3 separate regions of the Mus musculus genome follow, and all the other regions are linked to region 2. The links are chromatin loops, found by intact Hi-C in ENCODE. Cell type or tissue: heart. All regions are shown on one strand. Each heading gives the region's core, and the rest is flanking DNA. Links, peaks and the distances in the headings are about the cores only.

What was found. A loop is a pair of places that touch in the nucleus more often than their neighbours do. Peaks named below come from ENCODE experiments on the same cell type or tissue, not always from the same donor. Only the 100,000 strongest peaks of a DNase experiment are listed, where the experiment ranks them.
Region 1: a loop joins it to region 2, with 2.1 times the contacts of the local background. A loop is called at or near these places in 13 of 42 quality-filtered maps.
Region 3: it touches region 2 in a loop (2.1-fold over the local background); 3 of 42 quality-filtered maps call a loop at or near these places.

Annotation. Positions count from the first base shown.
Region 1 is chr3:84,256,398-84,264,555 of GRCm38, forward strand. Trim2 (tripartite motif-containing 2) reads right to left here and starts at 3,382. Exons shown (of 12, transcript NM_001271727.1): 1 at 2,928-3,382. It overlaps Gm40078 (a long non-coding RNA gene), which reads left to right. Exons shown (of 3, transcript XR_867391.3): 3 at 1-1,827. In heart, for the core only: a CTCF peak has its summit at 3,489; DNase peaks (open chromatin) are centred at 3,064 and 3,244; H3K4me3 peaks cover 1,935 bases; H3K27ac peaks cover 807 bases; H3K27me3 peaks cover 1,441 bases.
Region 2 is chr3:84,309,532-84,317,689 of GRCm38, forward strand. No RefSeq gene overlaps it. Among named protein-coding and RNA genes, the nearest start is that of Trim2, 54 kb to the left of the region's middle. In heart, for the core only: CTCF peaks have their summits at 3,689 (motif pointing left) and 5,185 (motif pointing right); DNase peaks (open chromatin) are centred at 3,700 and 5,250; H3K4me3 peaks cover 202 bases; H3K27ac peaks cover 300 bases.
Region 3 is chr3:84,228,041-84,236,198 of GRCm38, forward strand. The region is part of intron 1 of Trim2 (tripartite motif-containing 2); the gene reads right to left. Gm40078 (a long non-coding RNA gene) reads left to right here and starts at 910. Exons shown (of 3, transcript XR_867391.3): 1 at 910-1,261; 2 at 1,788-1,931. n-TGgcc9 (a tRNA gene) reads right to left here and starts at 1,041; the gene lies at 971-1,041. In heart, for the core only: no CTCF peak of the experiment used is centred there; a DNase peak (open chromatin) is centred at 3,121; H3K4me3 peaks cover 107 bases; H3K27ac peaks cover 376 bases.

The DNA of each region.
Region 1 (8,158 bases), core at 1,384-5,383, 53 kb before region 2:
CCACAGACCCAAGGCTATTAGACTCTCCCAGGGCCATTCTGCATAAGGAAATTTCATGTAGACCTACAGTGTGTTAGGCTAAATGGAAACAGTGAAAATTCTAGAGAAGGGATATTTCTGTTCTGTCATTAAGTTGAGAGTCAACGGCAGGATGTAAAAATATATAATATAATATAATAATAATATAATATATCACAGGAAGTAACCATTGTGAAGAAATTTTAGTATGTGCCAACATAAGCACTGGTTCTGAGGTTTAACATCTACCAAACCCTACAAGAGACATAAAATCCAAGTGGGAAGTAAGCATTGGCTTGGTGTCGCCATATTGATCCCCCTTAGTTTTCTATTTACCTCACAGTCTGCAGTTGTCAGTTCTTTTGAGTCTAAGATCAAACACTCTCCATATGATCAGACTTAAGTGTCTCTTTTTCCAGGGAACTTAATGCTTTGAACTCACTGATAACTTGTGGGGTTTTCTTTTTAAAGACTTGCTAGCTAGGGACTGGAGAGATGGCTTAGTACTTAAGAAAACTGGCTATTCTTTCAGAGAACCCAGGTTCAATTCCCAGGACCCACATGGCAGCTCACAACTGTCTGTTCCATGATATCCAACACCCTCACACAACATACAAGCAGGCCAAACACCAATGCACATAAAATGCATATAAGTAAATGCATATTTTATTTAAAAAAAAAAAGACTTGCTAACTCACCATTCAGTTTTCAAGTCTAATATATAAGAGTATAAGAAATAGGGCAATTCCTTGGCATCTGAAGGGGTTGGTTCAAGGGCATCCTCACCCCCGTAGACATTAAACTCTGCATATAACTAAGTGCTTGTACAAAACTACCTTCTCTTGCTCATAACCTACGCCAATCCCCTGCCCATTTTAAGTCATCTCAGATTGTAACACCTATGCAGTTTTGAATCGCAGTTCTGCTGGCTGTTTAGGGAGTAAGGACAGACCAAAAGGGGGCTGCTTGTTCAGTAGGGACACGATACCATGATGGGCCTCACTGAATAAGGAATGTCAGTAACAAGGTAGGCCCTGCCGCTGATTGGATCTTAGCTGTGGGAGCCTTCCCAATGCTTTTTTGGAAACTGTAATATTACCTCGTTGGGTCCTCTCCACTGAATGAGCCACATCCTCACAGTGATGAATTTGGACAGCGGTAAATTATTGTAGCTTGGACTCTAAACAAACCACTCTTGAACTGCATGGTAACTATTAGTTCTTCCTGAAGAGTCAATAGACTAAAGAAAAGGCCAGAGCATTCCATGTTAATGGCCATACTTTCAAACCCATTTATTTATATTTAGTGTCCTATGAGAAGTTCTCTCTACCTGTATTTCAGTATAAAATAGAAACTACAATCTCACCAAATAATAATCCACACAAGCCACCAGTAACGGGATGATATAAGAATAATTAAAGGTATGGATGCCATGTTTGTTTTTTTTGACACAGTACAATTTATATACATGGAGAGTTTTCTAGGAAAATAAAGGTAAGGTTTGAGTAAACGTTCTCAGAAGATACTGACAGGGCACATTTTCACTGAAACAAACATTGATAATGACAGTTGATGGCCCCATGTATGCCGCAATCCAAAATGAGGTCATGGTAACTGAGTGAAATAGAATTCTGCAAATGAGGGAGGGAAGAAAGGGGAGACCGTATTTACCCAAGGGAGAAGGGAGGCAGGGCCTGCTTCTCTTTAATTGATCTTTAATCATTATATGAGCCTATGTTTGAACAGGACGGGAATGTAGTGCATATCATAAAAAGTCTATAAAATGCTTTCTGTCTTGGTTCAAGGCCGTGGTGGGCCAAGTGCTCTGAATCACTCCTGCTCTTCTGTTGCTTGGAGTTGAAGCGCCCATGCTGGCTCTGTTAAGGGTGAAATGGAGTGGAAATCTGAAACTGGAGGTCATATAAAATCCAGCACAGTAACTCCCGCCCCCAGGAAGGAATCTGGAAGTACTTGTTATGCTGTACTGAGCTTATAACTATATTTCAAGAATACAGATGTGAAGGTTAAGCTCCATCTTAGAAGGAAAAACAAACCAACCAACCCTGAGCGGGCGCGGGGGGGGGGGCGGGCATAGATATGCAAACTGTCACAAGAACAACCTCTCATGTATATCCTAGCGTGTAGCCTAATCTTTAGACTCTCAGAACTTCAAATGCTGTTAAATGTACTATCTAAAAAGCATTTGAGAGGTGGGGCCGTAACTTATCAGTTCAGCCGAGCATTAATTCCCCAGAACCTCAAAATAAATAAATACGTGTCCCGTTCCCCCTCCCCCCCACACACACACTAGAATTAAAAAGTATTTGAATCTAACGCTATCTGTGCCCTAATTCGATTAAGGAGTTGCAGAAAATAAGTCAGTTGCTCCCTGGAATCGATTAGATTACAAATGGGGAAATGTCTGGGGTTCGCGGAATGCTTTGCATCTGACAAGCATTTTTGGGACAAGCTTCCTCCCCACCCCCAATCCTTTACATCTTGACAGCAGCATGCAGATTTTTCAGCATCAATCAAAAAGCCCAGAAAGGCAACATCTCCACCTTTTAATAAACCAGACGTGCAGCGTGAGCTTGGCCAGAGGGTAAGCGTGAAAACTAATAGACAGGAATCTAGCTGAGTAGTTCCTTCAAAGAGAAAGAACATTTTTTTGTTTGTTTATTTTTGGAAGAAAAAGAAATGGGGTTGGGGGTGGGGGTGGGAAGAGGACACCTTTCCAAGCTTTAAGATTATAGAGTCGCTTTCTACTCCAGGGTCAAATGACTTTGCAAGCGTTCCTTGCAGGTCAGGGTCTGCAGAGGGTCCGTGAGATTCCGGGAACAGTGCTGGCGGGCTGACAGCTCCGAAAAACCGCCCGCGCCCCTCACGCCCCCACCCCCAGGGACACTTACCGCGACCCTCGCGGCTGCTGCTCGCACCCGGATCTCTGGCGGCCGCGGACCCCGGTATCCCGGCTCCCGCCGCACGCGGCCTCACGGTCACACGGCTCGCTCGCGGGACACGATCTGAGCGGCGGGCTCGGCAGAGAGGACGGACGCGAGGAGCGGAGCTGGCCTCGCGGGCCGCGCCGGGGCCTTCCCTCCGTGTCGTCTGTACCAAACAGCTCCTCTCTGGGTCACTTCCATTCTGTGCTCAGTCCCAGAGCGGCGAGACATCTGCTTTCCATAAGCCTCGCGCAGAGGCAAATCCTGGATTAGATGCCAGAGCCCACGGTACAGCTGATCCGCGCACAAAGAGCCGCGGACAAACACGCAAGTTGGTGCCCGGTTCCAGAACGATTCGGATGACTCAGGCGGCCGCAGCCGGGATGCGCCAATCCGCGGCTGGCTGGGTTTTCAGGTCTACTGCGGAAAACTCTCTCTCTCTCACACACACACACCCGCCCGCCCACCCCACGAAAGCACGCTCTGTCCCTGCAGGGGAAGTGACTTCAGCTGTACCGGGCTGAGCGAGCTCGACGCAGCCTGCCTCCACCGCCGGGCGTTCGGTATTGAAAGCACACACTGCTGACCGTGACAAGGGGAAAAGCTTTGCTTTAATTCCAATTCACGAGTCAGTTATGATACAGTCAGCGCTGAAAAGGATGAGGAAGTGCTGTCTTTGCAAATTGATTTTTCATTCTCCCAAACAGCTGGGCAAAATTGCTGTTTCTCCGCCCCCCCCCCCCCCCCCCCCGTCCCTTCCTCACTTTGGAGTGCCTTTGACAGCGTGAAGTCGCTACTTCCTCTCAAGTGCTCTACTGTGTTGGGCTGGTTATGCTAGGGAGACTTACCAGTTCCCAACCCTGAAAAATTACAGTCAAAGAAACATAGGGTGGGGTTGGGGAGAGCACAGATGGGGCTTTTCAATCAGTCTAGAATCCAAAGACAGCTCCCCACCTCCAACCCCCACCTGCCGCCACCTCCCGGACAAGCCTTTTAAATTTTGGGCTTCTGCAGGCTCTAGAACAAAGAGGCTGGGCACTAGCTGATCCTGAATGTGGCTTTAGGGGCAGAGCAGGAGCAATGAAGACAGATAGATGCTCTATGGTGGATGGCAAAGAAGTTAGGTCACCGTGCTTGTCGTCCTAGGTAAACTGGGACCTTGGCATCTGACTAGAAACTAAAGGGACCCTCTGAGAGATTTGGAGCTGGCAAGTGATGTAATAAGATTTCCACCGCAGAAAGATAATTTCACAAGGCTACTCCAACCTAGAAAGGGGGTGGAGGTGAGTTTGAAATGAAGGGGAAAGACTCCAAAGACAGCAAGAGAGAGACTAAAATAAAATGCCCATTACAGGGGTGGGGCAAAGGTATCCTACAGAGGTCATAGCCTCCTGTCTGCCTCCTGTGGCAGGACAAGTAGAAGAAAATGAGAGAGGACCCAGAGAAGCCAGGAGTTGGGTTCAGAACGAGGTCACAGAATACAAATCAGCCACACAGATTTCTAAAGTATTTGGGACCTTCTGGCTAAGCAAGACAGGTTGGGCAGGTGTGTGGTTAGACAGCGAAGGTAAATACAGAGTAGAGAAAAACGGTTTGTATTGGTGTGTTGCATCTGTCAAAACAAAGTACCTGGAAGTGAGGAGATTAAATAACAGAAATAAATTGCCTCACAGCCTGGGAGCCTGCAGCCAGTGTGATGGGAGGAGCTTACTCCAGGAAGGACCCCTGGTTCCTTGGCTAGCGGCATTGTAAGCACTTATTTTCCCTGGCTCGCCGTGACCAGATGTCCGCCTCTTTTTGTAAAACGCTAGCCATATTAGGTTAGGGGCCCACCATACTCCAGAATTACTGCACTTCACTAATTACATCTGTCCTCAGGTGTCAGTCAGTTTTCTATCACGATATCAAGATGCTTAAAATAATCATTTTAAAATGAGGAAAGGTTTCTCTTGGTTCTGTTTCAGAGACATGATGATGGGAACATGACAAAGGAAACTGATTCACCGATGGGTGGTCAGGGAACTAGGAGAGTGACATGTACAGACTGTGCTTCCAAAATTCCCTTCAAGGGCAGGGGCCTACAACCGAACTCTGTCCTACCAGGCCCAGCTTCTGAAGTCACACACTCCTGCACTTGACAGTAGTATTGCAGACTGGGGTGAGGCTAGGGGAACAAGCCTTCAACATTCGGACATTTTGAGAAGTCTAAGATCTAACGGCATTTTACTTCTATCTTGTAATGGGAAATCACCTTCTTCCCATAAAAATGTCCCATTCTGAGGTATGGGGGCAGGGCTTAAGGCTTCAACGTAGGAATTTGGGGAAAACAATCGAACTCATAAGATTCACCCACTGTGAGCAGAGTCACATCAGAGGACAGAGAGGAGAAAAGCCACTGTGGGCAAGCAGGCAGCGCCTTGGGTGCAAACGGTGAGAAAGAGGATCAGAAAATACAAGAGGGTTTTATTAAATTTCAGACACACACACACCAACTCGTCTGATCATGTCTTCTATTTAACGCTGCCTGGGAACTTTTATTATTTTTTCCCCTAAAGTGTTTCTATTCTATATGAATCTATCACATACCACGTAACACATGGGCAGAGGCTCAAAGTGCCAGCGGCTGCCATGAACACACACACAGCACAGGTTTGACAGCCTCCCCGTTTAATTCTACTTACTTAGTCCTGATGCCAAGTCTGAAGGACAACAGCTGCCCCTCTTCTTCTAGACTCCTCCCTCCCCATGCTACCCTTCTGTCTTAGTGCCAACGCCCCTTGGGCCCTTGCTGTGAGATAGATGCCACTGTAACCTTTGGATCATCTTCAATGCGATCCACAAAGCTTTGACACAGGTTAGAAAACAACAAACACATAGGAGGTAGAATGTAGTTCTGGTCTCTGTTTCTTTAAGGCTTTCCATGTTATCTCACGGAGCTGACGATAGAAGCCAGGGCCTTGTACACACTAGGCAGGTGCCCTACCATGAGGTGTAGCCCCAACTCTCCTCACACAGCTTTTCATTTGGAATTAGGGTGGGGAGGGGGGGCAGGAGTTGCTATATTGTCCAGTCTTGTCTCCAACCCACCCTGGCTCAAGCAATCCTCCTGCACCTCCCGCGTAGCTGGGTGGGACTCAGACATGTGCTACTGAGTTCCAGCTCTTCAATCTTACACCTTACTCCAAAACAATACATGTGGAATTCTTTATCCCAAAAGCCACCATCGGAGGGTTAGCTGGCCTCCTGGGGGACTCTCTAGTATTCAATTCATGTCCAGAAGGGTGAAATTCTTTTGGGAATCATTGAGGAAGCTTGTGAAGTGGGAAGGGATGTTCTGAGACCCCTGGCAGGGACTGGTATTACAAGGCCATGGCAAGGTCAAGGTGAAACTTTCCTGCTGGTGCTCGTTGGTAGATCAGCCTGCTGACACCACTGCTCAGGAACTGGGGCCTGCTTCCTCACAGGCGGCTTTCATTTCACCTGCTTACATCTGCCCAGTATCTAAAATGTCAGATTAACAGAAAGACTAGTGCATAAAACAGCTGGAAAGAGCCCCTACCTTTTCTTTTGCCTCAGAGGTAGCCAGTGTTTGCTGTGCACACAGGCTGTGTTCAACATCTTGGCACAGAAGGAGACAGCACTGTTTCCTGTATCATGAGTCACATGACTAATGGGGGCGGGAGTCAAAGTACACAGTTAACTATGAGTCTTTCCATAAAAGAGGCACTGCAATTGTTCTAAGGACTCACGGGAAATGTGTGTGTGTGTGTGCATGAGTGCATGTGTGTATGTATGTGTGTACACATGTGTATGCATCAGAGTGTCTGTCTGTATGAATTATGAGTGTGCATGCATGTGTATATGCATGTGTGTATACATGAGTATATGTATACATGTGGTATGTATGCATAAGTGTATGTTATACGTGTGTGTATATGCATGAGTGTGTATGTATCTGTATGTGCTGGAATTAAACTGGGAGCCCTGAGTTTTTGGAGCAAGTGCTCTATTAGTGAACTCTACTCCCAGCCTGTCCATTCTCTGGAGAGTGAGAAAGCCTTGATGGAGAGAGGGAGGGAGAGTTCTAGTACTCAAAGAAGTCATCTTTTGGAAGATTGGAGGAAAAGCCAGGTGATGTATTAGTGACATCATGTATGGCTCAAATCCTCAAAGACCACTGACTTTTTTAGCAGTGGCCTTTGACCCTGACTTCCTCCTATGCTACATGATTAAACTCTGCCTCCTTCATCTGCCTCCTTCGGTTTCAGCTCACACACCTTTTGTGATGTTAGTTCCTCCTGAGCCTGCTGCGGCCTTTCTTTTCTTTCCCCAAGTCTACATCCTAACCTTAATCCAAACACTGATTGTAGAGAAAGCCAGAAGAACAAAATCCAAGCTCCCTTTTAGTTAACAGAACACACAATAGATACCAGTCTGGGCCTGGATACTGCAATCACCACGTGAGGGGACGGGACAGGTGATCCACAGGCAGCATCAGAGTGTAGAGCTCCACTTACCAGAAAGTGGGGGAAGAGCCAACCCCCGAGCAAAAGCACCCAATGTGGCCACGTGTAAGAAAAGGGCTGCAGTAGTTTTAATCCCCAGTTGCCTCCCCAACTCTTCTTGCCAGACCCCTCCTCCTGCTACTCACTGTGGATTTTTTTTTAAACATTAAAAGGGAGAGAACAGGAGAGATAAATTTACTTCCACATAAGGGAAAGATGTACAATGACAACTTTCAAAAGAAAGGACCAGTGAGTGCCTCCTGTATTTCCTTACTCCTAACACACTAGGTGGGGCTGAGGACACAGCTGGACGTGGTCGCTACAGAGATGGATTTACAAGTAGCTTGTAGACTATTGGAGACTGAGATGCCCTTCTGACCCACTAACCTCCATTTTTAGAGGATGAGGGTTGCTGGGTCACCAGCCCTTCTGCTTACCCTGTGCTACTGACTTCAGGTCCTCTAACTATCACTTGCTCTTCCTTCCTCAAGGACCCTGCCCTCAAAAAACACACCCAGAAATTTGGGGTGGCGCTAGATCTGTGTACAGCTCTGAGTCCATAGTTGGTGTGGCCAACTATAAGTAGAAAAGGAGGCTCCCACCAGGGACCAGTATTCTCAGAACGCCCATGTGGAAGGCAGGGATGCCTGCCCCTGCCCCACTCTCAGCTTTCTCCCAGCCTCAGTGACAGCT
Region 2 (8,158 bases), core at 1,431-5,430:
ATCTAAACATAACATAATAAAAAAGTACATTTAGTCTAACTTCCAAAATCCCCATAGTCTATAGAAATCTCAACAAAGTTAAAAGTCCAAAGTTCAAAGTCTCTTTTGAGATGCATCCAATCACTTAATTGTAATCTCCAAGACAAGACAGAAAACCAGCTGGGCAAATTCCAAAAATCTCCATGTCTGATGTCAAAGTGGTTTTCAGATCTCCACTTCTTTTTCATCTCTGCTTTTTCCTGGGCTGGTTCTGCTCCCTGTTAGCAGCTTTCTTCAGGACATATCTCATGGCTTTGGCATCTTTAATATCTTTAGGTCTCCAAGGCAAGTTCAACATTACAGCTTCTTCTTTCAATGTCTGGGATCTACACATGATCTTCTGGGCTCCTCCAAGGGACTGGCTTCACTTCTCCAGCTTTGCCCTCTGTAGCAGTCTAAGCTCAGGTTGATCGACTTCACTGCTGCTGCTGCTGTCCTTGGTGATCTTCCCATGGTACTGGCATCTCCAATACACTGGGGTCTTCCACTGCAACTAGGCTTCACCAATAGCCTCTCATAAGCTCTTTTCATGGTACCAAGCTTCAATTCCTTTGCATGACCCCTTCAGTCCTGGGCCATCAATTGCAACTGAGGCTGCCTCTTCACCAATGGCCTTCCATGGCCCCTCACAGTAACAAGCCTCAGCTGTTCTTCATGATCCCTTCATGCCTTCAAAACCAGTATCACCTTACATATGACTCTTACACATTACCAAGTCCAGCTACAGCACAAGGTACAACCTTGGCTATCTCTGGAATGCAGCTTCTCCGTGCTCTCAGAAAATACTTCTCAGAAGATTTCACCTCAGTGATGCTGGTCTCTTCTTAATTACCACTAATTTCTTAGCTCCAGCTAACAATCATCAATTGTCCCAGTCATCCCTTTTATTCTGGATTCTGAAGCCAGAGCCATGTGGCTAAAGCTGCCAAACTCTGCTGCTTGCTGGGACTGGAACATGGCCCCCTTGTTTTATATTACATTATCACTTTCTGGTTTCCAACTTCTTCACTGGTTCAAGGGTTGCTAGATGTCCAGGCAAGAGACTTGGATTTCATTAACTCTTTGTTGAGCCAGAGAGAAAAGAAAAGAAAGAAAGGAAGAAAGTCAGACACACACACACACACACACACACACACACACACACACACACACACTGGCAGGACCCGACTGTTTCATCAATTTCACAAGTGCACATGCACACCTATATACACATATACCTAGTTATGTATGCATGTTCATACATATAGACATACATTCATAAAGACATACAGTCATATTGTACATACACATAGACAGATGGACAGACCTATATGCATTTGGAGGATGGAGCACAACCCCAACAGTAACACTTTATTTTTTCTCTCAGCCATTTTATACTTTCTTAGACAAAGGTTCTTTGTAAAATTACCTCATAGATAAAGTGTTACACAAAAGGGGAGTTACAGTCGGATGTTGATAGTAAGTTCAAAGCGGTGTTTCATTCTATAAGCTCATTATAAGTTCAAAGCAACAACAGTGTCACATGGCCTTGCTTTATCAGAGTGCACACCCGTGACTTCATCCTTGGACCTGACCTAGAATGAATGCTTTTCCTTGATCATAAATCTGTCTGAAGCCTATTTTTCTTCCTGGTGTAATTGTGAAAGCTCATTGCATTCCTTATTATGCACTTTTTACTTACTATTCTATGAGGAGGGGCATACTCTGTTCTTCCTCATTCTGACTTTATTATATCTTTCTGCCAAAACAAATAAGCCATCTCCTTACACTTTCTTCCTAAAATTATTTGAATCAAGTCAGGAATTCTATAAAGTCATTAACTCATCTAAACAGCATGAATTTATGAAAGTTCATCTTTGTGTTGATCTGCAGGAAATTTGCCCAATCAGATAGGCTGATGCCCAGGAATCGTTGGGCTATGTAATAGTGTCAGGAAAGACATATCAGCAGCAAGAAGCAACCCTGGGACGAAGTCTCTGGGGCTGTGCCTCTCCAGAGTGTCTGCATCACAGCCATGCAAAATGGTGGGCCACCTCAAGGAAACTTACTTGCCATATCTTTCCTAGATGGCTTCTGCCAGTTAGTCATTTCCAGTGTTCAAGGGAATGCAGACAGACAGACAGACAGGCAGACAGATGGACAAGAAGGTTAAGTCAAATGTGAGTTCTGAGTTGAGCTGCAGTTCTCAGTGTGAATTCACGGGGCATCTATCTATCTTGTCTATGAGGAGGAATATAGAAGCAAATCATAATATTCTCCACAAAAGACAACAAGATCCTTGGACCACTGGCTAAATCCCAGCGTAAGATGAGGCTGGACCATTCTATTACACCAAATATGTGTGAGCTACCAAAGACTACCAAAGTTACATCCAAAGGATCCAGAAACCATCTCCAGAGGCTCCACTAACCAAACAAGGAACAGAGCATTAAAATACAGAGTGCCTGTCAGCAACTGCAGCCCCTCAGAGTGTCACAGTCCCATGGGTCATCTTCTGAGGGTGACCTGGAGGTATCTGCCAACTATTGCCTGTAACTAGTCTTGCCAAATTTTGTGTGCAATGAAAATGGTTATGAATTCCACTTTAGAACTTCATGTGGGACCTGCTGGGAATGGCCACAGTACCTGTGCCCCAGGAAGAGCAAATGGTGGGGTGGGACTCACCAGTCTGCTTTATCATGGTACACGGAGCTGCAGTGGGAGGTCTCACGCCCAGGCTCCCTGGGATGGCTGACCATCTTTCCCACAGGTGGGCTTTCTAAAGTGGCATTGTCTGGGTTACAGGATTTCTCACAAGCAGCCCCAGGCACCACCTCTAAGGACACAAAGCAGAATCTATATCTCTACGGGACACAGGTGTAGGTTTCATCCACCATCACCTTCACGTGCTCTACTGTTTAGAGCAGCCGTGTGCAGGCAGATTCAGTGACTGGCAAAAGCCCAACACAACAGGGAGTGTCTGTACTCCCAACCCCCACAGGAATGAATCCATTTTCTTGAAAACTACATAGTAAGAGCAAGAATCTTCTGACTCATACCACTGCGAAGTCATATCCTATGTGAGAGGTGACATTTTGTATAATTATTCTACTGATGATGGAAAATAAAGGACGAGAGCCCACAGGATCCCAGGAAGACAAGCAACTTTACCATTTTTTGCATATCAACTGGAAATTCTTTTAAAGATTTGTTTATTTTATGTATATGAGTACACTGTAGCTGTCTTCAGACACACCAGAAGAGGGCATCAGATCCCATTACAGATGGTTTGAGCCACCATGTGGTTGCTGGGAATTGAGCTCGGGACCTCTGGAAGAGCAGTCAGTGTTCTTAACCCCTGAGCCATCACACCAGCCCTCAAGTGAAATTTTAACGGAGTGAGTTTTTTAAATGTTAAAGTCAGTACTTTTTTCCCTCTATTGCTGGGAATTGACCCCAGGGCCTCGCACATGCTAGATGAATGAACCATTACCAAGATATATCCTCAAACACCAAATGGCGAAATTCAGATATCACCGTTCTGAAGACCTCCCGGGAATAAATAATGAATCTAGCCTTCCAGCATCAACAGTTGATGGCTTCAGAGACAATTAGCTTGATGTGCTACGAGTGGAAGGATATGGCGCCATCTAGTGTCCTGTATAGGGATCAAGCATGCATCTGTTCCAACCCCTGAGGTGCAGGAAATGATGAAATACGGAGGAAGACCAAGACACTAAGAAACTGACCAGTGACCCCTGTGGGTCACTGAGTTGTTCTCTGGGTTCTTTAAGGAATTTCTAAGACCTTCTTGGGCAACTTGGAGAGACCCTGTCTCAGAATAAAAAGTGACAGAGGGATCGGAGATATACCGGGGTGGTACAGTACTTTCCTAACATGTGTGTGGCCCTGGGTCCAAATCACAGTTTTAAAACAAAACAAAACAAAACAAAACAAAACAAAACAAAACAAAACACAGAAAGGGCAGGGCTGGAAAGGAACCAACTGGAAAGATACAGTGTGAAGTTACACGAAATGGAGTGGTACAAGCTGAACTATAGATAAGGCTTGCACATGCGGGCGACAAAATGATCGAGAAACAAGGAAGTGGCCTGCAGTCTGCGTCAGGAGAGACCCCTGCCAGAGGAAAGTGGCAGCTTGAAGACGACCCTGGCAGGAGAGGGGTCTCTAGCTCTTTACTAGTGATGTTGCTCGGCGCACTTGCTGTGTGATTACTCGCAGCATCCTACATTGGGGGATTTCTAGGTTGTCTCTTACAGTGAACCAGACTCTGCGACCTCATTTGCTTCCCGCCACTCTTATCCACTTCTAGAGTCCAGCCAAGAACTTAGCATGGTGACTGTTGGGTCTGGTGACCTGCGAGCTGAAAAGGTCACCAATAAACCTGAGGAGAGCAGACACCTACCAGGTCCTTACTAAGTGTCCAACACTTAACATGGAGCCTCGCTCCTGAGGCGTTCCCTCTGGGAAGACTGTGAGAGACACACTTCATCTTTGACCAGGAGCTGTTAGGGCTGTGAAGGAGATTGCCTGGGGTGTTTTGTAACATGTGTGAATACCTAAAACAGCAGTATGGCTTGGCATTTACAGCAAGTGCTTACCCTATAGAGATTCAAAAGAGCCAGCTGTCTTTATGGAAAGGTCTCCCTCTTCCCCTCCTTTTCACCCTCCCCTCCCTTTCCCCTCCCCCTCCCCTCCCCCCCCCCCCCATTTGTTGAGACAGTATTTCTCTCTATAGTCCTAGCTGTCTTGGAATCCACTCTGTAGACCAGTCTGGCCTCAAACTCAGAGATCAGCCTGTCTCTGCCTCCTGAGTGCTACAAATAAAGCATGCCAGATAAGGGCTTTACATCCAACACACACACACACACACACACACACACACACACACACACACACACACACACACACGGGGTTGGGGGGTGGACTATAATATAAAGCTATAACTTCTTAGGAAACACTATTAAGTAATAGACTCCCTGACCCAAAGTTCCAAATCAAGTCATTTTTCTTAACATAAAAGTTTGTTCTCTGCGTTCAGAGAACATCAAACTTCCTTCTGTGTTCTCTGCCAAGAATATTTAAATATAAGGCCCTTTAGGAAATCTGACATGTACTGAATCTGAGATTAGTGCATTGTCCACAAGAGGGCACTAGTTCTCCAGGATGCTCAAAAAAATCATCTGGCCACAGTGTAGCAGCCAAGAACAAAAGCAGCTAACTCAGCGGTCCAAACTGAGCAGAGAGAAGTATAGTCACAAAACTCAAAAGAAACTTAACATTCAAGCGCTGCCTCCCCTATCTTCATGATCCGGCTGCAGCCTGCCACAGACGTGCTCAGTCAACCCCAGCGTGTGCATGCCTGCATGCAAGTGAGCTGAATATAAAATGAAGTCAGATACTTGAAAGCATATGGTTACTTGTTTCAAAGATACTGTATGCCTGGCATGGGGATTCCACCCTGATGTCTGAAGACTCAGCACTCCAATCTGCATGAATTTCTTCCCAGAATGGCAGGCAGAGGGCCAGCTTGAGCCTGACACAAATCCTGTTTGATGGAGATTCCACCCTAGCTTGTCCCGGCACGGGGCCCGGCTTCCTTTTTTAAAGTTTATTTTTGTTTACCAATGAAGACACACCTCATCCACTCAAGTAGCCCCACCCAAGTTTAATCAGATGGCTTTCACGGTCCATCTTTTAAGAAACAGCAAACACCCAGTAATGCAAAGACAGCAAGATCTCCCAAGAGGAGCACTCTCATGCCAGGAAACTCAAGCCTCTTGTTTACTTACTGGGTTTGAAGATTCTGCTATCAACAGTGTCTTAGTTCTGTGTTTCTTTCTTGCAGCAAGCAGTAGTACTCCAGTCTCCCCAGAGGCAGCTTAGGTGGGGCTAAGTGCCACCCCCCCCCCCAGCCCCCACACACTCCTTGTACCAAAGCAGAAGACAGCAGCTTTGGTCAGCAGAGATAATGCATTATAGCACATGATAAAGACCCAGAAACAGACAAATAATCAGGTCACCCAGTTTGCCAAAGCTTTGCTGCTGGGCTGCTGGGTTTCTTAGGGCTGCTCTCACTGTATTACACATTTAATTCGGCATGCCTGTCCAGAGGATATTTTTAGATGCAATTACCTAAAGAGCTTTCGAGTTCTGGAGTATTATCTGCATGGGTATCTCTTGGCCTAAGGAACCTAAAGTATTAAATGAAGTGAGTCTCCTTTAAAGACACCAGGGCATTGGGAAAAGGCTACCTGCATATGGGTACGTGCTTTGGGCATCCTTTCTGATGAAGAGGTATCTCAGGCAAGCGTGGTTCTGCCTCCCCTCTCCCAGCAGAGTCACCCCTTCCCAGGATTAGGAGGGAGACCCATGGAAGGGTGCCTACTGTACATCACTGTACACACGGGCTACCTGGCCGAGCAGGGCTGTCTTGGTTCCCTGTCTTTTAGACCATGAGTCTAGGCTGAGACACACAGACCCCAATACATCCCCCACACAGCAGAGTCATGCTGTTCCCCTGAGCACAGCTTTCAAGCACTTCAGTTACTTCTTGTTACAATATAGCTCCTGAATTTTCATCCTGGGCCCTTTATAGACCGGCAGGTTGTGGGATCTGAGGTGCTGAGATTGCGTAGGAAACTGTGATAGAAGGCCCATCTTGCTTCCTGAGATCTTTAACTTCCTTTGGCATCGCAGAGGGATAAGAAACACCGAGTGGGGTCTGGGGAACATGGCAGAGGGTTTGCAAATAAACTCAACAGCACAAACGAACGGGTCCAGAAGAACCACTCAGAACCTTCAATGACATTTAGGTTACAGAGATGGATGCCACTGGTCACATAGCTTAAGCCTTTGATTTTTGTAAATAAGAAAAGTGAGTCTCTCAGTCACGTGGGGCAAGCCTCAGGCCCAACCCCAAGACTCCAGACTCGGTTGGAGTCCTTTCCAGAATAGGGACGAATTCGGTCACTCCCTTCCCGTTCCTCCCTTGGGAACGATGCAGAAAGGGAGAAGGACCCGTATGATCTCTACCTCCAGCGGAGTCCTATCACTCTCCGTGGACTTGGTGAGCAGCGCCTGTGGTGCAGGGAAGCTCAGGAGACTTGGTTTGTATAGGGCAAGTGGGCCCTGCCTCAGATAGAAGAACTGGTCAGGTTGAGTGAGCTCGGACCCCAGGAATCTCAGAGAGTTGAGATGGGCAGGACTTGAGCCGCTCCCTATACATTTCTGAACCTGCTCTGGAACATGTAACCATGACACCCCATTGAGAGGACCGTGGGCAGTCAGTCACATAAGAAATTACCTCGAGTCCTTCCCAATGCAAACAGAGCGTCACTATCTCCTCAAACTGAGCCAATAAGAAAAACTTGCCCCTAAATCCCACCCCACTCCTCAAGTTTGTATACTCCCGATCCACATAGGATAAAACACACAAGTTATTTCTCCAAGGATCAGCTGAGAGTTGTTGAGGTTTGGTCTTCCTGTCTGTTGTAGTGCTAAGTGTGGCCTCTCAAGACTTGGAGTCTGCACGTAGACCTGTGGCCCTGTCCCCAAGTTATTTCTGATTGGTAGATAAAAATGCCAATAGCCAGAAGAGAGATAGGTGAGGTTTAGAATTCCAAGGCTCAGAGGTTGGAGGGGAACCATGAGAAAGAAGGTTGAGGAGGAAGAGAAGCCTCCATGGGTCAGGTGAGCCATAACAGTGTGGCCCTGAGGGCTGGCCAACTGGATTTAGAGCAGCCCAGATGAAGCACAGTAAATAATATATAGGAAAGTAGATTCTAATGGCATAGAGGGTAGGCATCTGCCCAGCTCTTGTGCCGTGTAAGGCTTATTGTAAATATAAAGGCTGTGTGCATCTTTTATTGTCATTTTATTTAAATTGTCAAAGGCTGGGTAGAAACCACAGGTCAGATTTAAATATGAAGTTGCTTCATTCTCACTGTGGGTCATAATAGAAAGGACCCTTGTTGAAATGTGGGAGCAACCGTGGGCATGCCACTGAAGACTGTGGCAAGTACAGGAGAGTGTGTATAAGGCCTAGGACATATCAGTCACTCACCCCCTGTTGTCCCTACCATGATCTACAGCTGGCAGCCTAGCACATACTCATTAA
Region 3 (8,158 bases), core at 1,384-5,383, 82 kb before region 2:
TTTCCTTTCCTTTCCTTTCTTTTTTCTTTCCTTTCTTTTCTTTTTTCCTCTCCTTTCCTTTCCTTTTTCCCTCCCCTCCCCTCCCCTCCCCTCCCCTCCCCTCCCCTCCCCTCCCCTCCCCTCCTCTCCTTTCCTTTCCTTTCCTTCTCATTAGACATTTTCTTTATTTACATTTCAAATGTTATCCCCTTTCCTGGTTTCCCCTCCGAAAACCCCCTATCAAGCAAGGGCTCTAATGCTGGCCTGGTGGTCCTACCTAGCAACCACGTGGGGGCAACTGACCTCACCCAGAGGTGCAGCCAAGCCCAGAGTGCCCGCTGGAGGGGGTAGGTGGGTGACTGGGTGCATGGCTACTCGTGCCTGGCTGTGCGCCCTTCTTTCTCTTAAGGAAATTCTTTTCATGCGGTCCACACAATAAAGTACATTTACACCAGAGTGGAGATCTGGTCCGTGGAGATCAGAAAGAAGCTGGCACGCATTCCTCCGTACTAAGCAACCAATCCCTAAAAAAAACAAAACAAAACCCCAAAACACAAACAAAACAAAAAAACAAGAAAAAGCCCAAATCAAATCAAAACCAAACCAAACCAAACCAAACCAAACCAAACCAAAAACGCCATCAGAACAATCTCAGCTTGCAGCCGCCCCAGGAACTTCCTGGTTCTGCATAGCCACGCCTCCCGTTACTATGGTAATGGGTCCCTCCCCCCTCCCCTCCGAAAGCCAACCTTGCTTCAGCTAAAACGTGTAGGCAAGCGTTCTCCTCCTTGATACTGATGGCTTTGCTTATAGAATTTCTTCCTTTCCCTCCCTCGGTAGGTCTCGTTGGCTAACCTTATTCCTCACGGTATTAAAACCTTTTTGTTGTTGTTGTTTTGTTTGTTTGTATTTTTGTTTTTGTTCTGTAGTTTTGTTTCGTTTTGGTAGTTTCATTAAAAAAAGCTTTTCAGAAAAAAAAAAAATTTAGATGTGCATTGGCCGGGAATCGAACCCGGGCCTCCCGCGTGGCAGGCGAGAATTCTACCACTGAACCACCAATGCCACTTAGTTGCTGGTGCCTTTTTATAAAACTACTGGAAGTGGCAGTGATGGGCGTTCCCGGTTCTGATGACAGCATTCTAAATTATAAGTGACTGGATTGACATCCCACAACGCATGTGCTTTGTCAGCTGACGCCCTTTCCCAGTCTTCTAGGACTCAAGCTCGGCTGCCTCCTGCCCATCCGGGTTCCAGAGTCTCAGCGGATGCTCCCGATCTTAAGGTGCTTTTCTGCAGGAAACAGGCTTGAGTTTACTGAGCACCCAATAACTCAGAGCTTTAAGCCGAAGAGGGTGATAAAATAGGCACCTTGTCTAAGGGGAATTAATTGAGAACTGGGTCTTAGTCCTCACTACTTGCCTCTTCCAGTGTGTCGTTAGAGGACAGTATCTTTCTAAGCAGTCGATGGGGTTTCAGACCCATGGAGTCTTACTGTAAATGTTTGCATGTGACTCTGATTAAGGTATGGATCAGATTCTCTCTACAGCAGGTCCCCTAATTTGGGGGATGAGTTCCTAGGTTCCTATGGATGTCTGGAACTGGACTGTAGTAAACCCTAGATGTGTTACATATTCCCGTAAATCCATGCATACCTGTGATAACTTTTACTTTGGTGATACATTTTACTTAGAAATTAGGAGCGGTAGAAGTTGACAACTGATTAAAATAGAAAACAAAAACAATAGACTGTAATCAGGATATGTGCATGTGTTGTTCTTAAAATCACTTTCTACCCTTTTACTTAACAGGAAGCGCTTCACAGTTAGTTTCTCTCGTGTGTCTAAAATAACAGCGGTGCAACTTCTGCACTTCAGGACTTTATTAAGTTAAATGAAGTGTACTTGGACACAGGCACTGAGGCACCTACTTACCAAGAGGCTGACAACTAACAGGTGGGTACCCTCAACAACAGGAATACACTAAACAAAGGGACCATTCTGAGCAGGTCAGAGCAGACAGCATGACAGTTCATCATGCCTGTCAGAACGGCACGCAGCCGTACTCCTCTGAGCCTCCATTTTCCAATTAATATAATAAGAGGATGGCGACTAATCTTGGTTGACAACTTGAAATGCCTGGGAAGAGGGACCGACACTTGGGAAATGGTCCCCATCAGATTGGCCCACGAGCATGTCTGCTGGGCGTGGTTCATGACTGCTAGTTGATGCAAGAGAGCCCAGTTGACTGTGGGCAATGCCATCCCCAGGCTGATGGGTCTAGGCTGTCTAAGAAAGACAGCTGAGCAAGCTAGAGGGAGCAAAGCAAGATGCACATAAATAAGCGCATAAGCACATAAGCTAGTGTTATTATCGAAGCCCTTAGTAGATTTATGAGTTTATTCAGGAACCTGTACTTCTGGAGCTGGGTTTATATAAGACTCAATAAACTTTTGATTATTGGAGGTAAGACTAGATTAAAGCTGGGTATGTAGCAAGCACCTCTAATCCCGGCACTCAGGAGGCTGTGGCAGAGGGATCGAGAGTACCAGTGAGCAGAGTGAGCTCTACACCGGCCTGGCCTGGGATGTGTAGGGAGATCTTGTCAAACGACAGGGTAAACAACGACAACCCTAAGAATTACATGTAACTTCTTGTTCTCATTTTAATTTCACTGAAAGCAACATATGAGAGTGGACAGGCTCATACAGAAGAGGCCTCGCTGCATACTTGACAGGACCAGGCTGGCCTCAGCCTCCACGGCTCCTTCCCACATGCTCAGCTATCTCCTCCTGACCTTGGAGGCTCCTCACATAGATTCTCAGTGCCAGACCAGCCTCAAGAAGGGAGAGAGTTTCTGTTCCCACCGCTGTTTCCTTTTTCTTTTTTAGAGAAAGCCTGGCACCAGCATCTCTCTCTCTTCCAGCCAGCAGACTTCCTGGAAAGACTGGAGGAGACCAGTTTCCCTTTGGTCTTCTTCCAGAGTCAAAGCTATGCCTTTTGATGTCCACCATAGTTTTTGCACAGGGAGCCCTCAGGACTTGTTTCCATGCCCTCTTCTGAGAGGACACACTGCAGCAAAGGCTGACTTACCTAGTGCCCTCTAAGATTAGAGTGTGTCTGGGCCTCGGGCCAAGAGGTCACAGTACCACGGGAGGGGAGGGCACGGGAGCTGGCAAACAAACAGCTGGGGCACAGCAGAAGGAGAGAATGTAAGGGTTTGCTTGGACCTATCAGGAGGTGTCCTGCTGGGTCTGTGAGTCTCAGGGTCATGCCACTGGGACCTCATGGCCAATACAGAGGTACCTCAATCTTTCCTTGATGTCTTTCTCCCTCTGTTCTCTGTTCTTTGTTCTCCTGTTTTGTTTGTTTTGTGTGTGACCTCCTGCCCTCTTCCCCACTCTTTACCAACTTCATCCAACAAATCTTATTCAGTGTCTGTAATGTGGAGGGCACCGTGCTGGGACACGCGATGGTCACTACCGCTAAGGGATTCAAGTATTTTAATGAGAGATCAGCACAAACATCCTCATTAAACAAGGAAAGTAATAAAAATAAATCTAATCTCAAATACTTTTTATGGGCATTCTCTACCTCTGACCTGTAGGGATAAATGGATACGGCTCTAGCTGACAGGATGGTTTCTCTGGTGGGGAAGAATTTGGGTTACAGAATCAGATGGATACAGATATGCACCTCAGCTCTGACATTGACAAGCTGTGGGGGGGGGAGGGGGGGTCAAATTGTTTAATCTCTCTGGCCTTTGTCTCTAAAATGGTAGGCTCAGGTAGAGAGAGTACTTTCTAGCAGAGACAGAGGGCAAACATACAGAGAGACACTGAGAGATTGCGAGCCGTGAGAACCAGGTGAAATGTTGCCTAAATGATGTCAGCCCAGTGCCTGGTATACAAGACTCAAAAATACCACATATCATTGCTGCTTTACCTATGCAAGCCTAGGAGTCGGGCACGCATTGTCTCTAAAGAGCCAGATAGTAAACGCTCCAGCCTCTGGACCAACACAGCATCAGAGCAGCTACCCACCTAACTCTCTACAGAAGCCATAGGCATGGGCAAGCAAGTGATCCCACTTGTGTGCCAACAAAACTGGGGTTTTTTTAGACATGGAAAGCTGAAATTTTATCTAACTTTCACATTGCAGAATGCTTTTTGTTTTGGCTTTTTCCAAATCATTTTGACTATCAACATAAAAGCCAACCCCATTGCACAGACTGTGGAAAGAGGTCAGGAGCCAAGCATTGGCCTGCTGGCTAGTTTGCCCACCGTGAGTAAGCTGGGTGAAATGGAGGACACTCCACTTTTCATGGATTTCACTTCACAGGGATATCTAACTGGGGGCCTTTCATCCCTCCCTGCATCAGTGTCTAGATGCAAGCTGACTGACTAACACAGTTATAACTCAACCCAAAGACTGCATAAACCTCACACGTGAAAGTAATGCCTCCACTTGACTTGTGCATGAGCCAAGATAACAATACTTCCCATTCGCTAGTCAGCAAGATAAGCCGTGGAGAAGATAATCCGGGCTTTGCAGGTGCAGGCGTGCTGCTCCTGACAGGTGCAGGGCTTTGCCTGTGTGGTGGGCACTTTGCTTCTTGGTGCGGTGAGCTGAGACACACTGGACTGAGGGTCACAGGCTAACTAGGTTTTATAAGCATGGCCAGAAGGCACAGAAAGCTTAGTGACGAGACCTGGGGAGTGCAAAGGAGAGAGAAAGAACCTACTAGAAAGAGCCAGTCCCGAACAACATGGAAGTCAGATCATAAATGAGTCTGCTGTGAAACATTCGGGTATCCCATGCAATGCACATTCCCTCTCTTTCTCTCTCTCTTTTTTTCCAGACAGGGTTTCTCTGTATAGCTTTGGCTGTCCTGGAACTCACTCTGTAGACCAGGCTGGCCTCGAACTCAGAAATCTGCCTGCCTCTGCCTCCCAAGTGCTGGGATTAAAAGCGTGCACCACCACTGCCTGGCTACACATTCCCTCTTCTCCTGACTTCCCATGCTCCTCTTAAATGACTGTAGATAGAAATAGAACACTTTGCCTTTCCTTTCTTCTGAAATCTGAGAAGACTTTCAGTTTCAAGTTTATATCAACATCCTTGCAGGCCACAAATTTCTTCTCCAATAACATAAAGTAACTGTGAAATCCAGAGGTATTGCAATTTATTAATAATAAATTTAAATAATAATAATCATTAAAGTTGCTTCTCATGAGCCAGAGGAAATGTAAGGCCTTTTTCATAAAGCCATCCAAGAATCCAGTTTGCTCTTGCACATAGAGTCAGCTATTATCCTTAGAGAAAGGATGACTTGCTTATACAGCCAAACAGACCCCTCTAACAACCTTCAGTGCTGGATGCCGTGCCAATACCTACTGACTCGTTGGAGCCTTTGCTCCAGGAAAACCACAATTATCTTAGTCACTATTCTATTGCTGTGAAGAGACACCATGACCAAGGAAACTCATTTGAAATAAAGCATTTAAATGAGAGCTGGCTTCCAGTTTCAGAGGGTGAGTCCATTATCATGACAGGGAGCATGGTAGCAGGTAGCACACATAGCCCTAGAGCAGTAGCTGAAAGTTCTACATCCTGACCCCCAGGTGGAGGAATAGAGAGACACTGGAACCGCTGTGGGCTTTTGAAACCTCCGAGCCCATCCTCACTAACTCAATTTCTCCAACAAGGCCACACCTCCTAATCCTTCTAATCCTTTCAAAGAGTTCCACTCCTTGGTGACTAAGCATTCAAATATATGAGCCTATGGGGGCCACTCGTATTCAGCCCACTACAACAAGCATAGTCATTTCCATCTGGACACTTTGAGTCACAGGGAACCAGCTGCCAACTTGCTTTTGTGTTTTATCTGGTATATGATGAAGGGAGAAAGTGAGATGTAATCTTGGGCATCATTAGAAAGGAAAAAGGAATGGAACTAGGTCACAGTGTACCTGAGAGCACACCCAATGCCTCTTCTTCTATACCCACTGAGAACTGTGTGGGCATGGACTGTCACACAGTGATGTGGGAGTGAGGAGGAAGAGGAAGGGAGGAAAAAATCAACAGAAAATGTTGTACATACTACTTTGTATTAATATTCTATTTATTTTTACTTTATGTAAATGGGTGCTCTGCCTACATGTTCATTTGGTAGACACATGCATGCAGTGCCCACGGAGGCCAGATGGAGCTCACATCCTTCAGAACTGCAACTATAGACAGTTGTTAGCTGCCATGAGGACCTGGGGACCAAAATCCTATCCTCTGAAAGAGCAGCGAGTACTCTGAATGCCTAAATAATCTCTCAGGTCAATCAATCAATCAATCAATCAATCAATTTATTTATTTTAAAAAGCACAAGCCTGAGGTCACAGGACCTGACAGTGTCTTTCCTCTTTGGCTTCCTATAAAGAGTGGCATTCATACCTTCTAAAGGGAGGAGGAACTTCCCTGTGACATGAAGATCTTAAAGCTGCAGACCAAAAAGCCTGGATCAACGTCATAGACTCCATCTGCTTCAGTGTGGATGTATTCTTTGAAGGTCTGGGGGATAAAGCCTTGGTCCACAGTCTGCAATACTACAGAGATCTGGGGAGCCTTTAAGAGGCATGTGCTATTGGGAAGTCTTCTGGTCACAGGGGTGTGCTCTCCAAGGGAACTGTGGCACCCCAAACCTATCCTGTTCCTCTCTTTCATGTCCCAGAACAAGATAAGCAAGTCCGTGCTACCGTGCACTCCCGGGCCCACTGGGCTTATGCTGATAGGGCACTCAGGGGTTCCACCCCAATTCCCAGCTCTTGCCAAGAACTGGAACAAAGTAAAACTCAAAAGTCAAGCTTCATAGACTCAGAGTGGAAGGGATCTGAGAGATGGCTTCACCCGGTCATCTGAATGCCACAGATACCTTCTCCAAACAACATGGCTGCAGCTCAGCAACATTACAAGACTCTGGTTCTATCCCGGCACAGAGATGGGGCAGCAAAAACCAGCTGCTCCATCACAAGTTTTACTCACCGCTATCTCCCCCGCCCCCATGTTTCTTCAGAACAGCGGGATAGCTGGGCATAATGGCATTTTGAGAACCAGTATACAGACAAAGAAACAGGTCTGAGGGGACACTGTGACTCTCTCATGCTATACAACTAAGTAGGAAAGCCCTCCAAGAGACTGGCAAGACTTGTAAGCATAAGCCCAGTGGACCCGGGAGCACAGGGTAGCACGGACTTGCTTATCTTGTTCTGGGACATGAGAGAGAGGAACAGGATTGGTTTAGGGTGCCACAGTTCCCTCGGAGAGCACACCCCTGTGACCAGAAGACTTCCTTGGAGACCTTTGTGGTCCTGCTTGGCTTTCATAATAACTAGCTTCATAGAGAACGTTCCATAACAGAGATGATTAGCAATATGAGAAACAAGAGGTGCTGCTAAGTGAGACTGAAAAACTACGTTGAAGAGTAGAAAAAGGCTCTCACTGCACAGCCGGCCTCTAGAGGAATTACTGGCTCAGGGTTTGTGAATATATACTCCCCAGTCAAACAGCGGGAGTTCCCAAGATAGCAGAGAAACCGGAACCCTGCACAAAGGACTGTAGTCCACAAAGGTCAACCACTCGGCCAGCCATTTGGGCAAAGGGCAGGGAAGAAATAAACCATGACATCCTGTTAGAAGGGGATTCACAGAAAAGGCAAACTCCTGGGAATAGTAAAGAAGCAAAAAGACACAGACACTGTAGTGAAGAAGCCAAGTCCTCAAAATGGCCTTGGCGGCAAAAAGCCAGCACTGACCCAAACACAGAAGAGAGAGAGTGTGTGTGATGTGTTTGTGTGTGGTTTGTGTGTGTGGTGTGTGCATGTGTGTGGGGTATAGTGTATGTGCATGTGTGGTATGTGTATGTGTGTATGGTATGTAGGTGTCTGTGTGAGTGGGGTGTGTGTATGTGTGTGTATGTATAGTGTGTATGTGTGGGGGGGGCATAACTCAAGTGCTGAAGCCTTTCTTTGAATGCAGGGTAAACAGATTGAAGTGATAAGAACACAGAAATGGCGGTTGGCATGGTTTTGTCGGGCATCTGGCTCTCCCTTTCTCATTCTGATCAGGCTGCAGCATTTGGGCAGGGGTGGGATGGTAGGGTGCCAGTGCTCAGATTCAGGCCTTGGTATGCGC